2 separate regions of the Homo sapiens genome follow, and region 2 is linked to region 1. The links are chromatin loops, found by intact Hi-C in ENCODE. Cell type or tissue: heart right ventricle. All regions are shown on one strand. Links, peaks and the distances in the headings refer to the core of each region. The heading gives the core; the rest is flanking DNA.

Region 1 (2,915 bases), core at 121-2,620:
ACGCCCCTGAAGATAGACTAGAAGCTTTTTGCCAGAGTGATATCCAAGGTCTGTTTTTCTACCCATGTGACCAACTTTGGAATGAAGCAAGCACTGGACATATTTGAAATGGTTCAAATGGACCCTAAAGTCTCTTTTCACTTCTCTAGGAGAACTTTTCCAAATAGGAAAAAGTTCACAGTTCACAGTGTCTTTCTACCCGAGGAGAGACTAGGTCTTCATGGTTAGTGATTTCCCAAAGCTCTTAACTGCTTATCCTGGGCCAGCCGCCTTCCCCACCCTGTCCACAGCTCCCTCCTCTGCTACCACCTCAGTGGTAGTAACAACACTCACTGGGTGATGGAAGGGAATGGGTCACCTCCTTGGAGCCACCAGCCTAGAAGTTGGCCGTTCACAAGAAGACCTTCACTGTGAGAGTCCTGATGGGGGCGAGGCATCGACCACAAATATGGACCTAGCATCCTCTTATCACTTCTCCCATGCTCCCCTTCTCTTCACTCTTACTAAGAGGTGTGTGTGTGTGTGTGTGTGTGTGTGTGTCAGGGTTTCACTCTGTCACCCAGGCTGGAGTGCAATGGCACAATCATAGCTCACTCCTGGGTTCAAGCAACCCTCCTGCCTCAGCCACTTGAGTAGTTGGGACTACAGGTACCACACCCAGCTAATTTTTTAGGGGGTAAGAGATGGAGGTCTCACTATATTGCCCAGACTGGTCTCAAACTCCTGGGTTCAAGTGATCCTCCTGCCTCAGACTCCCACAGTGCTGGTATTACAGGCGTAAGCCACCACGCCTGCCTTCATTATGAGATTTTCTTTTTCTTTTCTTTTCTTTTTTTTTTTTTTTTTTTTTGAGACAGGGTCTTGCTCTGTCACCTAGGCTGGAGCGCAGTGGCACAATCACAGCTCACTGCAGCCTCAGCCTCCTGGCTCAAGTGATCCTCCCGCTTCAGCCCCCAGAGTAGCTGGGACCACAGTCACGTACCACCACGCTAGGCTAATTTTTGGGTGTGTGTTTTGTAGAGACAAGTTTCTCCATGTTGCCCAGGTTGGTCTCAAACTCCTGGGCTCAAATAATCCACCTGCCTCAGCCTCCCAAAGTGCTGGGATTATAGTTGTGAGCCACACACCCGGCCATTAGATTTTTGATAACCAGAATGTCTTAATTGAATGTAGTCTAAGTTATTAATCTTTTCTTTATGATTAGCGTTTCTCGTATGCTTTTAATTTATGTATTATTTTGCTTCACGCTTCACCTCCCCTTTTGTGTGCTTTTAAACAAATCTTCTGCCAGGTGCGGTGGCTCACACCTGTAATCCTAGCACTCTGGGAGGCCAAGGTGGGCGGATCACCTGAGGTCAGGAGTTCAAGACCAGCCTGGCCAACATAATGAAACCCCGTCTACCCCGTCTCTGCTAAAAATACAAAAATTAGTCGGGCATGGTGGCGCATGCCCGTAGTCCCAGCTACTCAGGAGGCTGAGGCAAGAGAATCACTTGAACCCAGGAGGCAGAGGTTGCAGTAAGCTGAGATCACGCCATAGCCTGGGCAACAGAATGAGACCCCATCTCAAAAAAATTAATTGATTAATTAAATGAAATTAAAATAAAATAAATTTTAAAATCTTCACTTACACCAAAGTCAAGAAGATATTTTAGAATTTTTCTTGTTTGTGGCTTTTATATTTAGGTCCACAATCCAACTAAAATTTATTTTTGTGTACAGTGTAAGCTAGAGATCAAATTTAATTTTTTTTCATATGGTTAGCCAATTGGCCCAGCACCATTTACTGAAATGAGTATATTTTCCCCCACTTCATTGAAGTGAAATCTTTGTTATAAATCAAATGTTCATATATGTATGTGTCTGTCCTGGATTCTCTATTCTGATCCATTTGTCTTTTTATCTAGCCTTATACCCGTGCCACATTATCTTAATAACTTTAGATTTATAGTATGTTTTGCTATGTAGTATGTATGGCAAGTCATCCAATTTAATTCTTCCTTTCAAATTTTTTTATTTTTATTTTTATTTTTTTATAGAAATAGGGCCTCACTATGTTACCCAGGCTGGTCTTGAACTTCTGGCCTGAAGTGATCCTCCTGCCTTAGCCTCCCAAAGTGCTCGTATTACAGGCTTGAACCACTACACCCGGCCTGTTCAACTTAGTTCTTCACAATTATGTTGGCTACATGTGGTCCTTTTCATTTCAATACAAATTTTATACTCAGTTTATTAATTTCTATTTTTTAAACTGGCAGGCAGATTGCCTGAGCTCAGGAGTTCAAGACCAGCCTGGGCAACACAGTGAAACCCCATCTCTACTAAAATGCAAAAAATTAGCCAGGCATGGTGGCATGCGCCTGTAGTCCCAGCTACTCAGGAGGCTGAGGCAGGAGAATTTCTTGAACCCTAGAGGCAGAGGTTGCAGTGAGCCAAGATCACACCACTGCACTATAGCCTGGGCAACAGAGCAAGACTCCATCTCCCAAAAAAAAACACAAAAAAACCTGCTGGATTTTCATTGGGATTACATTAAATTTACAGACTAATTAATGGAGAATTGATGTCTTTAAAATATTGTGTGTTTCAATCTATGAATATTGTATATCCCTCCATTTATTTAGATCTTTTAAGACTTCTCTTAATAATGTTTTATAGACTTCTGTATGAAAGTTTTGCACCTATTTCATTTATTTCTATTTGATTATTTTGTGATATTATAAATAGTATCATTTTCTTAATTTTATTTGTTGTGAATATATAGAAACAATGGATTTTTGTATAATTACCTTGTATCCAGCAATCTTGCTTAGCCACTTATCCTTAGATTATCTTGAATTTTCTTAGCTACATAGTTATGTCATCTGCAAAAAAAGGACAGTTTCATTTCTTCACTTGCAGTCCTTACTTTTTTA
Region 2 (2,915 bases), core at 314-2,813, 220 kb after region 1:
GCTCAGGAAAATCGGGGCAGGGTGCAGTTATCCTCTAGGCGAGCTGCCGTTTTCTTTTTCCTTTCCTCTCTTGTGGTTGCCTAGAATTAGCTTGGGCACTACTATGGTTTTTTTCTGTCTGCAGGCCCCAGGAGACCTTCTGTGGACCCAATATACTTAACAATCATATGCAGTGTAGACCTGCTCTGGTGTCAATTCTAACCAAAACAAAAAAAAAGCATTTATGAGACACTCAGGGAAATTCAAGCAGTAACTGAATAATATTAGATGATACTAAGGAATTAGTGTTACTTTTTAAATTGGATAATAGTATTATGTTTATGTTAAGAATCTTGATCTCTTGGTGATACATACCTAAGTAATTGCATTTGAAATGCTAGGTCTCGGATTTGCCTTAAAAGAATTCAGTTAGAATGGCGTGAGTATAGACCAGTGGTTCCTTACTGGGGGCTATTTCCCCCACAAAGGCATTTAGCAATGCTTGGAGATACTTTTGGTCATCAAAATTGGGAATTTGCTACAGACATCTAATAATTAGAGGCTAGGGATATTGTTAAATGTCCTACAGTGCACATGACAGACCCACATAACAGAGAATTGTATAGCCCAAAATGTCATTAGTGTGACGTTGAGAAAATATATATGCAGCATATGTTTTGTAAAAAAGAAGCCCTTACCAGTCTCTGTGACAAACTCTCTACTCTGTGTAGAGCACTGTTTTTCCAGCTGAGTCTAGATGGGAAGCCCCGCTTGTCATTTGGGCTGTGGGTGTACTGGTGCTGGGTTGGCAGGCCTTTGCTTAAGTACCATCCTGGTACCTCAAGGTCCACTTTCAACCCCAGTCCCAATTCCCTCTGAGCTTGAGGTGTTTCCAGGCCCAAACTGGTAGAACTAGTACTTAGTTTTCAGCTGGAGGCTCTTTGGCTCTGTTTGATCTCTTGGACATCGAGTCTGGTCTGTTTTGTCTTCCAGAAATCTCTCAAAGATTCTGATCTACATATGCCACCGTTTGCTGCCTTTCAGATATGCTGTTGATTCATTAGTATTTTTATATTTCTTCTACCATGTCAGTGTGCTTTGGGGGAAGATGAAGTAAATTCATGGATTTAGCCCAGTGTCTTAAGCCAAAGGTGCCTAATTACTTTCTTCTTCTTCTTTTTTTTTTTTTTTTTGAGGCAGAGTCTCGCTCCGTCACCCAGGCTGGAGTGCAGTGGCACGATCTTGGCTCACTGAAACCTCCGCCTCCTGGGTACAAGCGATTCTCCTGCCTCAGCCTCCTGAGTAGCTGGGACCAGAGGGGTGTGCCACCACACCCGCTAATTTTGTATTTTTAGCAGAGACGGGGTTTCACCATATTGGCCAGGCTGGTCTTGAACTCCTGACCTTGTGATCCACCCGCCTCGGCCTCCCAAAGTGCTGGGATGTGCCTAATTACTTTCTTATAATACCTGATATACTGCCCCCTGTTGTTGGAATTTAACAAAGACATTTAGTGATAAATTACTATTTTTTTTTGTTCTTTGGCTCAACGTAATCCATTGTTTGTTTTGTGCCTGTTATGTGTGAGACCCTGTGCTAGGTTTTAGGTGTACAGTGAGAATGAAGCAGACATGTAATCCTTGCTCTTGTGGAATTTATGCTATAAAGGAGGGATATTCATTAATCAACAAAGTCAAATATGTAATTATAAAGTGTGAGAGGTATTATCAAGGAAAATAATAAGGTCCTTGCCTTACAAAAATAGTATAGGAAATAACAGCAATTTTTTTTTTTTTTTTGAGACAGAGTCTCGCTCTATTGCCCAGGCTGAAGTGCAGTGGCGCAATCTCGGCTCACTACAACCTCTGCCCCCCAGGTTCAAGCGATTCTCCTGCCTCAGCCTCCTAAGTAGCTGAGATTACAGGCATGTGCCACCACACCTGGCTAATTTTTTTTGTATTTTTAGTAGAGATGGGGTTTCACCATGTTGGCCAAGCTGGTCTCGAATTCTTGACCTCATGATCTGCCCACCTCGGCTTCCCAAAGTGCTGGGATTGCAGGCGTGAGCCACTGTGCCTGGCCGTAACAGCTAAAATGAAGTACACACTGTGTGCTAGTTACTGTGCCAACAACTTTACATGAAAGATCTCATTTAATACGCAGAATAACTTATTTCAGAAATGAGGAAACTGAGACTTATGATCCTAATTTAGTATTAGGAAGTCAGAGAAGACCTGTGTGGGAAAAGTGACACACAGAGAACCAGACAAGTAGGAGATAACCAGGCAAAGAACAGAGAGAGGCTGTGTAAAGCAGAAGGAATAACATGCTCAAAGGCCTGAGGATGAATGAATGAAAGCATGGAAGGACACCAGTGGCTGAAATTGAGTGAGCAAGGAAAGAGTGCAAGAGATAGGGCAGGTAGGGGCTAAATCGAGGGGGTTGTTAGAGTCCAGGATAAGGAGATTAGATTTCATTCTGAGGCATGAGAAACTGTTGGAGGGTTTTACCTAAGAGTGGGACACAACCTGAGTTGCTTTCCTAGAGATCACTCTGCTTTGTGGAGAATGGATTGGCAGGGGCAGAGGCTTACTGTGATCCAGGTGAGAGAGGATGGAGGTTGGGACTACACTGGTGGCAATAAAAAAAATGCAAAAAAAAAAAAAAAAAAAGGCAGACAGATTTGAAGTTTTAGATATATCTCCAAAATATATTATTTGCAGCTGTGCTAGATATAGAAGATAAGTGTGAGGAAGAAATCAAGGGGGTTTCCACATTTCTTACTTGAGCAACAGGGTGGGTTGGAGTACTAGCTACTGAATGGTGAGGGAAAGGTTTTAAACACAGAAAGCTTGTGTTGCCTATGAAATTTAAAGTGGAGGTGGCAAATAGGCAGTTGAGAATCTGGAACTCAGAAAAGAGGTCTGATCAAGCAA

The links. Hi-C counts contacts between places; a loop is a spot of excess contacts. Peaks named below come from ENCODE experiments on the same cell type or tissue, not always from the same donor. Only the 100,000 strongest peaks of a DNase experiment are listed, where the experiment ranks them.
Region 2: a loop joins it to region 1, with 2.3 times the contacts of the local background. A loop is called at or near these places in 7 of 110 quality-filtered maps.

What each region holds. Positions count from the first base shown.
Region 1 is chr20:2,763,791-2,766,705 of GRCh38, forward strand. No RefSeq gene overlaps it. Among named protein-coding and RNA genes, the nearest start is that of CPXM1, 35 kb to the right of the region's middle. In heart right ventricle, for the core only: no CTCF peak of the experiment used is centred there; no DNase peak of the experiment used is centred there; H3K27me3 peaks cover 2,377 bases.
Region 2 is chr20:2,980,937-2,983,851 of GRCh38, forward strand. The region is part of intron 6 of PTPRA (protein tyrosine phosphatase receptor type A); the gene reads left to right. Among named protein-coding and RNA genes, the nearest start is that of GNRH2, 61 kb to the right of the region's middle. In heart right ventricle, for the core only: a CTCF peak has its summit at 1,448 (motif pointing left); no DNase peak of the experiment used is centred there.